3 separate regions of the Homo sapiens genome follow, and regions 2 and 3 are each linked to region 1. The links are chromatin loops, found by intact Hi-C in ENCODE. Cell type or tissue: OCI-LY7. All regions are shown on one strand. Each heading gives the region's core, and the rest is flanking DNA. Links, peaks and the distances in the headings are about the cores only.

What was found. Hi-C counts contacts between places; a loop is a spot of excess contacts. Peaks named below come from ENCODE experiments on the same cell type or tissue, not always from the same donor. Only the 100,000 strongest peaks of a DNase experiment are listed, where the experiment ranks them.
Region 2: it touches region 1 in a loop (12-fold over the local background); 3 of 110 quality-filtered maps call a loop at or near these places.
Region 3: it touches region 1 in a loop (2.9-fold over the local background); 3 of 110 quality-filtered maps call a loop at or near these places.

What each region holds. Positions count from the first base shown.
Region 1 is chr1:203,932,842-203,938,195 of GRCh38, reverse strand. No RefSeq gene overlaps it. Among named protein-coding and RNA genes, the nearest start is that of SNRPE, 74 kb to the right of the region's middle. RefSeq lists enhancers at 1-363, 364-865. In OCI-LY7, for the core only: no CTCF peak of the experiment used is centred there; a DNase peak (open chromatin) is centred at 2,685; H3K4me3 peaks cover 2,190 bases; H3K27ac peaks cover 4,120 bases.
Region 2 is chr1:204,051,366-204,056,719 of GRCh38, reverse strand. No RefSeq gene overlaps it. Among named protein-coding and RNA genes, the nearest start is that of LINC00303, 13 kb to the right of the region's middle. In OCI-LY7, for the core only: no CTCF peak of the experiment used is centred there; no DNase peak of the experiment used is centred there.
Region 3 is chr1:203,868,915-203,874,268 of GRCh38, reverse strand. It overlaps SNRPE (small nuclear ribonucleoprotein polypeptide E), which reads right to left. Exons shown (of 5, transcript NM_003094.4): 5 at 3,117-4,392. The coding sequence ends at 4,337. It also overlaps the pseudogene KRT8P29. Among named protein-coding and RNA genes, the nearest start is that of SNRPE, 10 kb to the right of the region's middle. In OCI-LY7, for the core only: CTCF peaks have their summits at 2,837 and 3,039 (motif pointing left); a DNase peak (open chromatin) is centred at 3,028.

The sequences.
Region 1 (5,354 bases), core at 148-5,147:
GCTTCTGCTGTGGGCAGAAAACAACCTCAAACGGAAAGGTAATAAAAAAAAATGTTTGGCCGCCTTAAAGTATAATTATCCCTTCCCCATGGCTTAACGCAGTCAGCAGGTGACATTCCTCTAACCATGGACATTGCTTCACTATGGTCATCTGACCCAATTCACACCAGTGAGATGTTAGGGAGGCTAGGGTTGTTGTAAAATATTCTTTCTTTCTCTCTTTCTCTCACTTTCTTTCTTTCTCTCTCTTCCTTCCTTCCTTTCTTCCTTTCTTTTTCTTTTCTTTCTTTCTTCTTTCTCTCTCTTCCTTCCTTTCTTCCTTTCCTTTCTTTTTTCTCTCCCTTCCTTCACTTCTTCCTTTTTCTCTCTCTTCCTTCCTTCCTTTCCTTTTTCTTTCCTTCTCTTTCTTTCTTTCTCTTTCTTTCTTCCTTTTTCTTTCTTTCTTTCCTCTCTCTTTTTCTCTTTCTTTCCTTTTCTTTCTCTCTCTCTCTCCTTCCTTCCTTCCCTCCTTCCCTCCCTCCCTCCTTCCTTCCTTCCTCCCCCTCCCCTCCCCTCCCCTTCCCTTCCTTTTTTCTTGAGACGGGGTCTCACTCTGTTGTCCAGGTTGGAGTGCAGTGGCATGGTCTTGGCTCACCACAGCCTCAACCTCTGGGGGCTGAAGCAATCCTCCCACCTCAGTCTCTTGAGTAGCTGGGACTACAGGTTCACGCCACCATGCCCAGCTAATTTTGGGGTATTTTTTGTAAAGACAGGGTTTTGCCATGTAACCCAGGCTGGTTTTTGAACTCCTGAGCTTAAGCAATTTGCCCATCTTGGCTTCCCAAAATGCTGGGATTACAGGCATGAGCCATTGTACACGTCCTCTCATTCTTTTTTTTTTTTTTTTTTTTTTTTTGAGACAGAGTCTGGCTCTGTCATCCAGGCTGGAGTGCAGTGGTGCCATCTTGGTTCACTGCAACCTCCACCTCCTGGCTTCAAGCAATTCTCATGTCTCAGCCTCCTGAGTAGCTGGGATTACAGGTGTGCACCCCCATGCCTGGCTAATTTTTGTATTTTTAGTAGAGATGGGGTTTCACCATGTTGGCCAAGGTGGTCTCGAACTTCCAACCTGAGGTGATCCGCCCACCTCAGCCTTCCAAAGTGCTGGAATTACAGGCGTGAGACATCTTGCCCAGCGGCCCTCTCATTCTTAAGCTCTATTGATTGCCAGCTATCTCTCTTTCTGGACAAAGTGGTTTAGGGATGTGAGGCCAGCAATTTTTTCACCATGGGAAAAGCTGTCCCCCACATAAAGCTCGGACAGCAGATGCAGAGTAAAGATATGGAAAAACAGTAAAAAACAACTCTGGCCGGGCACGGTGGCTCACGCCTGCAATCCCAGCACTTTGGGAGGCTGAGGCAGGCGGATCATGAGGTCAGGAGATCAAGACCATCGTGGCTAACATGGTGAAACCCTGTCTTTACTAAAAATACAAAAGATTAGCTGGGCGTGATGGCACACACCTGTAGTCCCAGCTATTCAGGAGGCTGAGGCAGGAGAATTACTTGAATCCAGGAGGCATAGGTTGCAGTGGGCCGAGATCGTGCCACTGCACTCCAACATGGGTGACAGAGTGAGACCCCGTCTCAAAAAAAAGAAAAACTGAACTACACCAATCTCGGAGTCTGCCCAGGTCTCACTATAATGTAAGCCAGTAAATTTTTATCATTTAAGCCAGGTTGAGGTTTTTGTTTAATCTAAAAAAACCCACATATCTGACAAAGAAGTTGTATCCCAAATATATAAACAACTCTCAAAACTCAATAATAAAATAACACCAACCCAATCAAGAAAATGGGCAAAAAACTTAAAGAGACATTTCACCAGAAAAGATAAACAGACAGCAAGTAAGCACAAGAGAAGATGATTGGCTTCATTAGTCATTAGGAGCAACATGGCGAAACCCCATCTCTACAAAAAAAGAAAAAACTGATATATAAATAACAAGGTAAGGTTAGTGGACGAAGACTTCCTGGAAAGGATAAGCAGAGGTTATAAGGATAAAATCTTGCAAGAATATGAAAGCATTTTGGAAAGTATAACTTAGAAAAGTACAGGTTTCATAATTTGTTTGTATCACCCGTAAGTTCTAGCATAATATTGCAATATGTTGCTGGTATTTGGTAAATGTTTCTTATTCGTTCTTATTATAGGGTTCATAAATAAACTGTTCAATGAGTGGAAAAGCATTCAAGTCAAAGGGGAGTGTCCAGAAAAGATTCCTACAGCCCCAGACCTGAGTCAGGTCCCAAGGACTTTTCCCCTTGTTATGGACAGACTTTAGGGTTGGCCACCTGTTATTTTCTTGATCCAGGATAATTGAGGTCACACTTTTAGCTATGGCATGGTTTGCAGTTTGAGTAGCTGGTATCAATCTTGTGCTTCCTGTTCTACAGAAAGATGTAGGTTCTGATGGGTATGGGGACACAAGATGCCACTTGCCCAGGTGGGCATATTTCCTGCAGCAGCCCCCTCTGCATGACTTCCCCTCCTGCCTGACTGCCAGGCTCAGTGTTCTGCAGAAACCAGCATTGATGACATCTCATTTCTCAGATCTGCAAGGGCCCCCTCAGCTGCAGATTGGTAATGTGACAATTAAACTTCAAGTGCGCAAAGTCTCAGGTATGAGGCACACAGCAGCAATCACCTCCGGTAGTCAGCATCTTGCTAGCTAGCCCACCTGCACCCCAAACATCTGGTGATGCTATGATTTGCAGAAGTGAAAGAAAACTGTTTAATTAACCATCTTCTCTCACCTCTCTGGGGCCATAAAAGCTCTTGACTTTCCCCCATCAAAAGGATCTCTTCCCTTCCCAACAAGCTATACAATAGAATGTAAAGAATTAATTTTATTCTAATAGATCCTATAATACTCTTTCCTTTAGGAAACCTCCTAGCTGAACACTTCACCTGGACAATGAAATTCAACTTTTTTTCCCCAAGTTTTCCTTCATTCTGAACTCTAAAATGTACTTATGTTTTTCAATGAAAACACCCTACTCCTACTTCACCTATTGTTGTTTTGGTTTTCTGTCATTGCAGATTGGGTCTTCATAAGTACACCTATCTTAAATTTTAATATCATAGAAGACAGGCACTGGCTCTGAGCTTATATCGTAGAACCTAGCAATACATAATTTTTACGATAATAAACACATTACATAGCTGAGAAAACAAAGGTGTAGTTAAAAAATATTCACAGCTTTCCAGCTCCCTCCCCCTCTAGAAATTCCCTTCCTGTATCTAAGGAAAAGAAAGGGGATTCCATGAGTCACCAAGAAGTTTGGAAACTGAAAGCCACCCATTCCCTGCCAAAATGTTTTTTGGGGATATATTTTTAAAATGCAATAAGGCAGCCAGACACAGTGGCTCATGGCTGTAATCCCAGCATTCTAGGAGGTCAGGGCCAGAGGATCTCTTTGAGGCCAGGAGTTCAAGACCAGCTTAGGCAACGTAGCAAGACCACATCTCTACTTGAGGGGAAAAAAAATCCAATAAGGTAAAAGATCTACTTTTTATCTCTTTTCCCCTTTTCATATGCTCAGAACTACAGTCCCAAACAAAGGATTCATAAATTAGAAGTCATTTCACATATATTTATATTTATTATTATTTCTTAGTTTAAAAATGTTTTTTACATTCAATGCCAAAACATAGATACTGCATTCTGTAACCCCACCCACTACCCTCACATACCCATAACACTTCCCTCCTCTCCTGGTTTCCTCAGGGCGAACAGGCAATGCCCAAGTCCTCCTGCTTACCTACCATGAACTCTTACTTTGCTCCAGTTCTCCCACTAGGGCTCAGATGCCCTGTTAGTTTCATCCTTCTAGTTGCGGCCAAACCTGGGAGATTCTTTTCCAGAGGCAGGAAGTACTATGAAAGCCTGGGGAAATTTCCCAACCCCACCCACAGAAGCTAAGTCAGGAAAAGCCTGTAGAGGTGATTCATGGGCTTTAAGTTCATGCATCCTAAACAAAGGTGGCCACCCAGAGCTGTCTTCTAGTCAACTCGACCACAAACCATGGAATGGCTCCTATGCCAGGAGAGACCAAGGCTGGTGGCAAGGGGAAATTTTCTAACCAATCAGCTTTCCCCCTAGGCTGTGAAGAAAAGTCCCTGAGGGGGAGGCTGTGGGACCAAGTAGGGGAAAATGAAAAGCAACACCTGGGTTAGCCAGGTGTAGAAAGAACAAGCATCCCTGGGCTGACCCGGGAGGCTCTCTCTTCAACAATGGGTGCATAAATTAGAACCTGAACTTCGGTGGCAATCAATTTACACCAGTGTAACAAATCCAGAGCTCAGATGATGTTTAAAGTGACGGGGATGGCCAGGCTTGCTGGTTCACACCTGTAATCCCAGCACTTTGGGAGGACGAGGCAGGTGGATCACGAGGTCAGGGGATCGAGACCATCCTGGCCAACATGGTAAAACCCCATCTCTACAAAATACATAAATAAATAAATAAATACACACACACACACACACACACACACACAAATATTAGCTGGGCGTGGTGGCATATGCCTGTAATCTCAGCTACTCGGGAGGGTGAGGCAGGAGAATTGCTTGAACCTGGGAGTCAGAGGCTGCAGTGAGCCAAGATCATGCCACTGCACTCTAGCCTGGTGACAGAGCAAGACTCCGTCTCGAAAGAAAGAAGAAAGAAAGAAAGAAAGAGAGAGGGAGGGAGGGAGGGAAGGAAGGAAGGGATGGGGACTGAAAAGGCTGCCAGCTTGGTTCTATCATTAAGGCTGTTAGCATTCTTTTTTCTTGTTGTTGCTCAATATAATCCATAGCCTCACAAGTTATAACATTCTTGACGCAAGGAACAATGAATCTCTGGCCTCCATATATTCTGTGACAGCAGAAATTTCCCAGGCAGTACAGATGTAGGACCCAAATAGGTTTCAAATCCATTTTTTTTTTTTTTTTTTTGAGACAGGGTCTTACTCTGTCACCCAGGCTGGAATGTAGTGGCGTGATCTCAGCTCACTGCAGCCTTCACCTCCCAGGCTCAAGCAATCCTCCCACCCCAGCCTCCTAAAGTAGCTGGGACTACGGTGCTCGCCACCGCGCCTGGCTAATTTTTCAATTTTTTGTAGAGATGGGGTTTCATCATGTTGCCCAAGTTGGTCTCAAACTCCTGGGTTCAAGTGATTCTCCCACCTTGGCCTCCCAAAGTGCTGGGATTACAGGCATGAGCCACTGCACTCAGCCCCAAAAAACTTTGTCAACCACTGCTCAGTAATGCCTGACTTTGGTACAGCCCTTTGATTTCAAGTACATTTGGTTCCTCCAGCAATCATCA
Region 2 (5,354 bases), core at 252-5,251, 120 kb before region 1:
TTTATTCTCTGGAAAGCGTGATTGAATCATCGCATAATCTGTGTTTTCCCAATCCTCATAGCTGATGCTGGACACCGAATTAGCTAATTGATTAATTGGTGGCTGCTTATTGAGACTTGTATTGCTTTCCATTTGCCTTATTTAGACAAAGTTTTAGTAGATTCACAAAGCTCTCTCTGGAGTGAAAAAGTTACTTGCCTGGTGGACCTATTTTAAACGTCTTCTTTGAAGTCTTCCCTGAGCATCTTCTGCCCCCATCCTCATCTTCACATCATCCATCAGAGTTTGAATCACTTTCTCGGTGCTTTCATGGCATTCTGAGACTACCTCTGCTATGGCACTTGTCACTGCATTGGCTGAGAACTTGCTACTTCCCTCATTAGGATGGAAGATTTTTGAAAGCAAAGGCTGCAATTTATTCATCTTTGGTCTTAGAACAGCCTCTGGTCCGTAGTATAAGTTCAACAAATATATCTAACATGAATGAATAAGAACATATTAATGAAGAAAGGAATGAATACATGAATAAATGAATTGACCATAGATGAAAGCTAAGTGGCCGGAGGAAAACCACTTCCCCCTCTGAATTTCTGTTCACCTATAAAATGAAAGGGGTGGACAAGATTGTTTCTAAGATCCCTTTTAACTCAGACCTTCTGTGATTTATGATTGGAGATGGGAGTAGAAGCCTATGCCCTTCTATGGCCTTCAAAAAGCAATACTAGGAAGAAAATAATAAAGATAAGAGTGGAAATCAGTGAAATAATAAACAGAACAACAGTAAAGAAAATCAATGAAAGCAAAGGCTGTTTCCATGAGAAGACCAATGAAATTGATAAACCTCTAGCTAGATTGATCAACAACAAAAGAGGAAAGACAAAAATACCAATATCAGGAATGAAGGGTGGGGGGCATATCACTTCAGATTCTACAGACATGAAAAGGATTAAAAAGGAGTATTATTAACAACTTTATAGAATAAATTTGGCAACTTAGATAAAATGGACAAATTACTTGAAACACACATATTACCAGAACTGGCCCAAGAAGAAATAGAAAATCTGAATAGCCTTCTATATATTAAAGACTTGAAGCAGTTATTTTTAAAAACTGGCAAAATTCTATCAAACACTTAAAGGTGAAATAATCCTAATCATACATTAATTATTTCAGAAAACAGAGAAAGAAGGAATATTTCCCAATTAATTTTTATGAATCCAGTATTACCCTGATACCACAACCAAAGATATTATAAGGAGGCCAGGTGTGGTGGCTCATGCCTGTAATCCCAGTGCTTTGGGAGGCCGAGGTGGGTGGATCACATGAGATCAGGAGTTCGAGACCAGCCTGGCCAACATGGTGAAATCCTGTCTCCACTAAAAAACACAAAAATTAGCCAGGTGTGCTTTGGGAGGCCGAGGCGGGCAGATCACCTGAGGCTGGGAGTTCAAGACCAGCCTGATCAACATGGAGAAACCCCATCTCTACTAAAAATACAAAATTAGCCGGGCGTGGTGGCACATGCCTGTAATCCCAGCTACTCGGAAGCAGAAGAATCACTTGAACCCAGGAGAAGGAGGTTGCAATGAGCTGAGATTGTGCCATTGCACTCCAGCCTGGGCAACAAGAGCAAAACTCCATCTCAAAAAAAAAAAAAAAAAAAAAATCAGCCAGGTGTGGTGGTGCACGCCTGTGATCCCAGCTACTTGGGAGACTGAGGCAGGAGAATTGCTTGAACCTGGGAGGCAGCGGTTGCAGTGAGCTGAGATTGCGCCACTACACTCCAGCCTGGGCAACAGAACAAGACTCCATCTCAAAAAAAAAAACCCGCGATACACAAACAAATAGTATATCAAGACCAAGTGGGGTGATCTAGAAATGTGGGGCATACAGCTAATAAAGGAAGAAATGTCTTTTTTTAATTAAAAAAACTTTTTTTTTTTCTTAAATAGAGATGGGGTTTCACTATGTTGCCCAGGCTGGTCTCAAACTCCTGGGCTCGAGCAATCCTCCCGCCTTGGTCTCCCAAATTGCTGGGATTACAGGTATGAGCCACCCCTCCTGGCCAAAACTATCTGTTTTTTTTTTTTTTTTTTTTGAGACAGTCTCTCTCTATCACCCAGGCTGGAGTGCAATGGCGCGATCTCGGCTCACTGCAACCTCCGCCTCCTGAGTTCAAGCGATTCTCCTGCCTCAGCCTCCCAAGTAGCTGGGACTACAGGCACACACCACCATGCCCAGCTAATTTTTGTATTTTTAGTAGAGGTGGGGTTTCGCTATGTTGGCCAGGCTGGTCTCAAACTCCTGACCTCAGGTGATCCGTTCACCTCGGCCTCCCAGAGTGCTGGGATTACAGGCGTGAGCCACCACGCCCAGTCCAAACCATCTTTATTCAGTTAATATGACACATATATAGAAAACCCTAAGCAATTAACAAAAGCAATAAACAAAACTGGTAGCACCAATAGGTGAACTGGGCAAAGTTGCAGAATGCAAGGCCAATATGCAAAAATCAGATGTATTTCTATATACTAGCAATAAACAATTGGAAAATGAAATGAGAAGGTGCCATTAGTACCAACAAACAAACATACAGGGTCCAGCCACCTGCAGCCCTGAACTGGAATAAGCAGATTGGAAAATGAATTAATGCACATAAATTATTATAAAATAAAAATTCATCCAGTCTATGATAATTATAAACATGCATGACAGTAAATGATGCAGTTCTTTTTTTTCTTTTTTTTTTTTTTGAGACGGAGTCTCTCTCTGTTTCCTAGGATGGAGTGCAGTGGCTCAGTCTCGGCTCACTGCAAGCTCCACCTCCTGGGTTCAGGCCATTCTCCTGCCTCAGCCTCCCGAGTAGCTGGGACTACAGGTGCCTGCCACCACGCCCGGCTAATTTTTTTCTATTTTTCAGTAGAGACGGGGTTTCACTGTGTTAGCCAGAATGATCTCGATCTCCTGACCTCGTGATCCGCCCGCCTTGGCCTCCCAAAGTGCTGGGATTATAGGCATGAGCCACTGCGCCCAGCCACATCTAATTTTTAAATGTCTTACTAATTTTTATTCTTACAAACATCATCATTATTATTATTATTTTGAGACCAAGTCTCACTCTGTCACCCATGCTGAAATGCAGTGGCACAATCTTAGCTCACTGAAACCTCCACCTGCCAGGTTCACACAATTCTCCTGCCTCAGCTACCCGAGTAGCTGGGATTACAGGCGCGCACCACCATGCCTGGCTAATGTTGTATTTCTGGCAGAGGTGGGGTTTCACCGTATTGGCCAGGCTGATTTCAAACTCCTGAACTCAAGTGATCTGCCTGCCTCAGCCTCCCAAAGTGCTGGGATTACAGGCATGAGCCACCGCACCCAGCCACATCTAATTTTTAAATGTCTTACTATTTTTTATTCTTACAAACATTATCATTATTATTATTATTTTGAGACCAAGTCTCACTCTGTCACCCATGCTGAAATGCAGTGGCACAATCTTAGCTCACTGAAACCTCCACCTGCCAGGTTCACACAATTCTCCTGCCTCAGCTACCCGAGTAGCTGGGATTACAGGCGCGCACCACCATGCCTGGCTAATTTTGTATTTTTGGCAGAGGTGGGGTTTCACCATATTGGCCAGGCTGATTTCAAACTCCTGACCTCAAGTGATCTGCCTGCCTCAGCCTCCCAAAGTGCTGGGATTACAGGCATGAGCCAATGCTCCCAGCCCTACAAACATTACTACTATTGTTATTATTAGAGACAGGGTCTCACTCTGTCGCCCAGGCTGGAGTGCAGTGCAGTGGTGTGATCATAGCTCACTGCAGCCTCGAACTCTTGGCCTCAAGCGATCCTGCTGTCTCAGCTTCCTGAATAGCTAGAACTACAGGTGCGCATTACCATATCCAGCTAATTTTTAATTTTTTTGTAGAGATGGGTTCTTGCTCAGGCTGGTCTTGAACTTCTGGCCTCAAGTGGTCCTCCCTGGCCTCCCAAAGTGCTGGGATTACAGGCATGAGCTACTACTCCTAGCCCTAATCTTTTTTAAATGTATGTAGAGCTCACATTTATTTCAATATTTAATATTAGAACTGTTGGTCAGGCGCAGTAGCTCACACAGAAACACCTTCACAGACACACCCAAACATAATGCTTTATCAGGTTTCTAGGTACCCTTAATCTAGTCAAGTTGACACCTAAAATTACCCATCAAATAGGAAGACTCAATATTGTGTTTCTTTTTCTTTTTTTTTGAGTTGGAGTTTCGCTCTTGTTGCCTAGGCTGGAGTGCAATGGCACGATCTCGGCTCACCACAACCTCTGCCTCCCACGTTCAAGCGATTCTCCTGCCTCAGCCTCCCTACTAGCTGCGATTACAGGCATGTGCCACCACGCCTGGCTAATTTTGTATTTTTAGTAGAGACGGGGTTTCTCCATGTTGGTCAGGCTGGTCTCGAACTCCCGACCTCAGGTGATCCTGAGGCCCACCTCGGCCTCCCAAAGTGCTGGGATTACAGGCGTGAGCCACCATGCCCGGCCGACTCAATATTGTTAAAATGTTAATTCTCCCAAAATTGATATATAGATTCAATACAATCCCAATAATAATTATCCAGTAATTTTTGCAGAAATTGACAAGCTAATTCTAAAATTTATGTGGAAACTCAAAGGGCCTAGGATATCCAAAACTATCTTGACAAAGAAGAGCAAAATAGGACTCATATCACCTGACTTCAAAACCTACTGTACAGCTACAGTAATCAAGTCAAGTATGGTATTGGCATAAGGGTGGACACACAGATCAATAAAGCAGAACAGAGTCCAGAAATAGATCCACACATGTTTTGTCAATTGATTTTTTTACAAATGTGCCAGGGTAGTTTAAAGAGGAAAGGATATCTTTTCAACAAATGATACTAGAACAACTATATAGTCTTAGGGGGAAAAAAATATACCTTGACCCCTTCCTCATAATACACACAAAAATAAACTAGAAAAGGATCACAGAGCTAAAAATATAAGCTAAAATGGTAAAATTCTAAAAGAAAACATAAAAGAAATTTTTTTCTGACTTTGGGGTAGGCGGTGGTTTCTTAGGACACCAAAAGCATTCACCATAAAGGAAACAATAAGCCTGACTCTGTTGAAATTTGAATCTTCTGCTCTTCACACTTTCAGAAAATGAAAAGAGGCCAGACATGGGGGCACGTGCCTATAGTCCTAGCTACTAGGGAGGTTGAGGTGGGAGGATTTCTTGAGCCCAGGGGTTGGAGGCTGCCGTGAGCTATGATTGTACCACTGCACTCCAGCCTGGGGGACAGAGTGAGAACTTGCCTCTAAAAAAAAAAACC
Region 3 (5,354 bases), core at 177-5,176, 64 kb after region 1:
ATTATACCTAGATGTAGCTTCTCTACTCCCTCTCAAATCTCTGCCTGGTTTGGACCATCTGCCTCCACTCTTGCCTCTACCATGTTCATCAGGGTGACCCAGAAGTCCTACAAGGTATCCACCTCTGGTCCCTGGGTCTTCAGCAGCTGCTTCTAAATGAATAGGCCCAATGCTGCATTAGCTCCTCAAGGCTCTCCCAAGTGGGTAGCAGCAGTGCTTCTGGGGTGGCCTGGGTCTGAGTGGAGGCTATAGCAGGGCCAGTGGTAATGGGCAGCATCACAGCCATCATGATGAACCAGAGCCTGCTGAGCCCCCTTAAGCTGGAGGTGTAACCGAACATCCAGGCCATGTGTACCCAGGAGAAAGAGCAGATCAAGACTCTTAACAATAAGTTTGCCTCCATCACTGACACGATACAGCTCCTGGAGCAGCAGAACAAGATGCTGCAGAGCAAGTGTAGCCTCCAGTAGCAGCAGAAGACGGCACAGAGCAACATGGACAACATGCTCGAGAGCTACATCAACAACCTTCAGCAGCAGCTGTACATTCTGGGCCAGGAGCAGCTGAAGCTGGAGGCAGAGCTTGGCAACATGGAGGGGCTGCTGGAGGACTTCAAGAATAAGCATGAGGATGAGATCAATAAGTGTACAGAGATGGACAATGCATTTGTCTTCATCAAGAAGTTTACGGACAAAGCTTACATGAAGAATGTAGAGCTGGAGTCTTGCATGGAAGGGCTGATTGACGAGATCAATTTCATCAGGCAGCTGTATGAAGAGGAGATCCAGGAGCTGCAGTCCTAGATCTTGGACACATCTGTGGTCCTGTCCATGGACAACAGCCACTCCACGGACACAGACAGCATCACCACTGAGGTCAAGGACCAGTACGAGATTGCCAACCACAGCTGGGCCAGGCTGAGAACACACACCAGATCAAGTACGAGGAACTGCAGACACTGGCTGGGAAGCATGAAGATGATGTGTCGCACAAAGACAAAAATCTCTGAAATGAACCAGAACATCAGCTGGCTCCAGGCTGAGACTGAGAGCCTCAAAGGCCAGAAGACTTCCCTGGAGGCTGCCATCACGAATGCCAAGCAGCGTGGGAGCCGCCATTAAGGACAGCAATGCGGCTGGCTGCAGTGGCTCACCTCTGTTAATCCCAGTACCTTGGGAGGCCGAGGCAGATGGATTGTTTGAGGCCAGGAGTTCGAGACCAGCCTGGGCAACACAGCAAAGTCCTCTAACAAAAATACAAAAATTAGCTAGTCTTATAACCCAGTCTCAAAAAAATAAATAAAAATTTAAAAATAATTTTTTTTTTTAAAAGACACCACCCCCAAGCAGGCATACTAGGAGCTGAGGAATGTCAAGCTGGCCCTGGACACAGAGGTTGCCACCTACATGAAGCTGCTGGAGGGCAACAAGAACAGGCTGGAGTCTGGGATGCCGAACATAAGTATATATATAAAGACCACCAATGGCTGCTCAGGTGCACTGAGCTTGGCCTATGGGGCCTCACAAGCCCTGGCCTCATCTATGGCTAGGCTCCAGCTTTGGCTCTGGCAGGGGCTCTAGCTCCTTCAGCCGCACCAGCTTCTCCAGGGTTCCTCCAGGTGCCGTAGTTGTAAAGAAAATAGAGACGCGAGATGGGAAGCTGGTGTCCAAGTCCTCTGATGTCCTGCCCAAGTAAATGGCCATGGCAGCCCCTCCCAGCCCATCCCTTCCTGTGGATGCCCCAGAGCCTGTGGAAGAGGCCACTGTGCAGGGGAGCATAGGGAACAGAAGTGAACATAGCCTCACCTAAGAGAGGCTCAGTCCTAGCTCTCAGCCCACTCATGGAGGGAGTTTATTGCCTGGGGTACCCCCCTGGCCCATGACTCCAGCTATAAAACAATTTGTTTTTTGTTTTTTCCAAAATAAAGCCTCAACTACCTCTGCCATTAAAAAAAACAAAAAACAAAAAAACTGCCAGGCTTGGTGGTGTGTGCCTGTGGTCCCAGCTACTCGGGGCGCTTAAGTGGGAGAATCACTTGAGCCCAGGAGGTCAAGGTCACAGTGAACTGTGATTGTGCCATTGCACTCCAGCCTGGGCAACAGAGCAAGACTCTGTCTCAACAATAAAGTTCTAACAAGCAATTCCTCACAAAAGCATGAATGAGTAGATAGTTTAGTTAAGGAAAATGCCTGTGTTATCCAGTTAACCTGAGATGCTATTAGGCTTACCCCACCATGACACTTCCCAGCCCATAATGCCTTAATCCAAATTAGAGGTACACTCTCTAATCCTGAAACTGTTGACAAGTGTGATATGGCAAGAGCTGGCACCCCAAAGCACAATATCCTATGATTTTCAAACTTTTCCTTCTGCCTACCTGCTACTAATTGAACAGCAGGCCCACATCACCACTTTTCTTTCAGAGCCTGATTCTCTATTCCTCCCACCCCCTGCTTCAAGAATGCTATGAGGGTTAGGGGTGTCTATCAAGACCCCCTCAGCAACCAACAGCCATTCCAGAAAAGCTGACATAACCCAGGGCTGCCAACAAGAGCAGCTTCCCAGCAGGATGTTTTAGTAACCTTAACGAGGCAGAGAGCAACGCCTCTCGTAAATTCTGGTTGGAAGAAACAATCTAGAGATGGTGGAAAAGTACAACTTAAAAAGCAAACACCACAGGCTCCAGTAGAGCAGGAAAGCAAGCAGAGATTTCTAAATACAGAGCTCAATTGTAAGAGTTCACTGTACCTTAATTCTCACTATCATCATTTGCTCTGTCAAAAATAGAACCTTCCATGTCTTGATCCATTCAGAATAAGCCACAGCAGGCACAGCTCTGCTTCCACAGGGCAGCCAGGTCAGAAAGGCCACACAGGGAAATGGAAAAGGCAGCCAGCAGGTTTTCTTAGAGATTATACTCCTCTGGGCTTTTATCCTTCTTCCCAGCTATTCTGGTGCCAAGAAAGCTGCAGGGAGGTCTTTGCTCTGCTCTGAAAAAGCTTCAATTCAATCTTCTCACCAGCAGGGCTGAAGCAGTCTCAGGGCTGTAACTCCCTCTGCTGCCCAATGTTTTCTTTGCATGTTGTGATCAGTTTAATTAATTTCAAACTCAAATGTTAAAAGAACTAATGCAGCCCTTTATTTCAAAACATAATCAAAAGAGCATGAGTTCAGACAGGAGGAATATAGATGGAATGCATGGTTCAAAGCTGGATACACTTCTGCATTCACCTACAAATCTCCTCTATCTCGGAAAGGATTTCTTTTATTCAGTTTCATGAAAAGTCTCCTTCACAGGCATGTAGAAAAGCAGGAGCCAGACTTCTTGGTCCTTCCTCACCCGTCCTTAATAACAACATGGCCTTTAGCAGAACTTAAGGCAGGCCTTATTCATCTTTCAAGATCCAATTTAAATAGCACTTAGAATGAGGCATTAAAACCACCTGCTTACCTGTCTGTTTCACTGTATTGATTCAACAGTGTCTAGCTAACAGCAGATGCTCACTATCTAACAGGATTCTAACTAGAACCATGTGCGATACTGGGGGAAGGGAAACCTGTCCATATAAGAATTCAACCAGCAATCACTGGGGGAAGAACCAAAATTCTTAAGAGATAAGAATAAGAGACAGGTGTATTTCTCCAACATACCATTATTCTGCCTAACAATTTGCCTACCAGCTATGCTTGTGGTCCTTTTCAGATTACCAATCTCAGTCTCTTTCCTGTAAACTCTTAACTGATTTTTAATGTACTTGAAAGGCACTTCATTCTTTCCCTATATCCAAATACTTCTCACATTCTGATCTTAGCGATAAAATTCACAAAGACCTCACAGTGACTCAATGAGAGTGTTGAGCAATACTGACCCCATTAAATAATGTACCCAACATATTTAGGTTAGAAACTCTGGTATTCCAGCATCCAGAACTACAAGTGATGAAGACTTTTGTTAGTGCAATAACTCTTATTTATTTTTCTGAACCCTCCCCTTCTCCACCTCCCAATACTGGAAGCTTACCCATCAGGCAGAATTCCTAATCTGCCTCAAAATCTACAGGTCCAAGCTCTGCGAATACCAAGTGCTCAAGGCAACTGCGACCCTTCAGAAAACTAAATACCAGCAACGAATGGTGTTACTGTGTAAAAAGTTTCTACTGCTGAATAGTAAGAAGCAATGTAAATTTTTTAATACAAACAATCCCATAGTATTTATTGCCATCTTGTAGTAACACGAGGGTAATCAAAACAATATGAATAAATGTTCACATTGGACAAAGGACATCTAAAAACAAACTGTATCCTTCTCAACAATTTCTCACTTCATTGATCATTTCTAGTTGGAGACACTTTGTAGCAGAGTAATATTATCTCCTTTTAGCATGATCCGACCTGCAACACAAAAACAACAAAAAGCTATTAATAGCCACACACTCAGATGTTTTACTCTCAGAATTTTGTATCCAGTTTTTGAACAATATTTTGAAAATGCTTTCTTATAAAAATATGTGAACATTTTCAAGTGTCCATATAGTGAAAGGCTTTCTGGCTCCATTAGAATACATTTATCTTTTCAAGAGACTAACATAGGTAGATGACATTTCATGACAAATATCATTTCTATGGACTAAGTCAACTCAATAGGCCTCATACAACATTTCCCAATGCTGAATTTGTAATAAAAGTTTGGAAATGAGTCGTATGTCAAGTTTGGGAAATACAGCATATTATAACTCCATTCTTAAAGCTGTTAGTATATTAAAGACTCCACCCTATCTCTACTAAAAATACAAAATTAGCAGAGCCTGGTGGCGCGTGCCTGTAATCCCAGCTACTTGGGAGGCTGAGGCAGGAGAATTGCTTGAATCCGGGAGGCGGAGGTTGCAGTGAGCCAAGATGGCACCATTGCACTCCAGCCTGGGCAACAAGAGCAAAATTCATCTCCAAAAAAAAAAAAAAAAAAAAAAAAAAAAAAAAAAGACTCCATCCTACAATAAACAAACCTGTTTTACCCAAAATTTCCTAAGGTTATTTAAGACAATACTTTTCTGAGAAATTTATAAACATCTTCAGGAACACTGGTGTTCACTGGTAGAACGGTTTGAGACACGTTGATCAACTCCAACAGTAATTAAACTGTTCTACTTTCCCAGGCTTCTGCAGGTATTAATAACATTCTATTCTACAGGATAAATACTACCATGGGAATTCAACAGTTGGTAAATAATTTATGAATAATATGACCTCAGTAAGGCTAAGCTTGCCCGTCCTGGCAAGACATCTTTAAATCTAAAAAACCCGGCTGGGTATGGTGGCTCACACCTATAATCCCAGCACTTTGGGAGGCCAAGGTG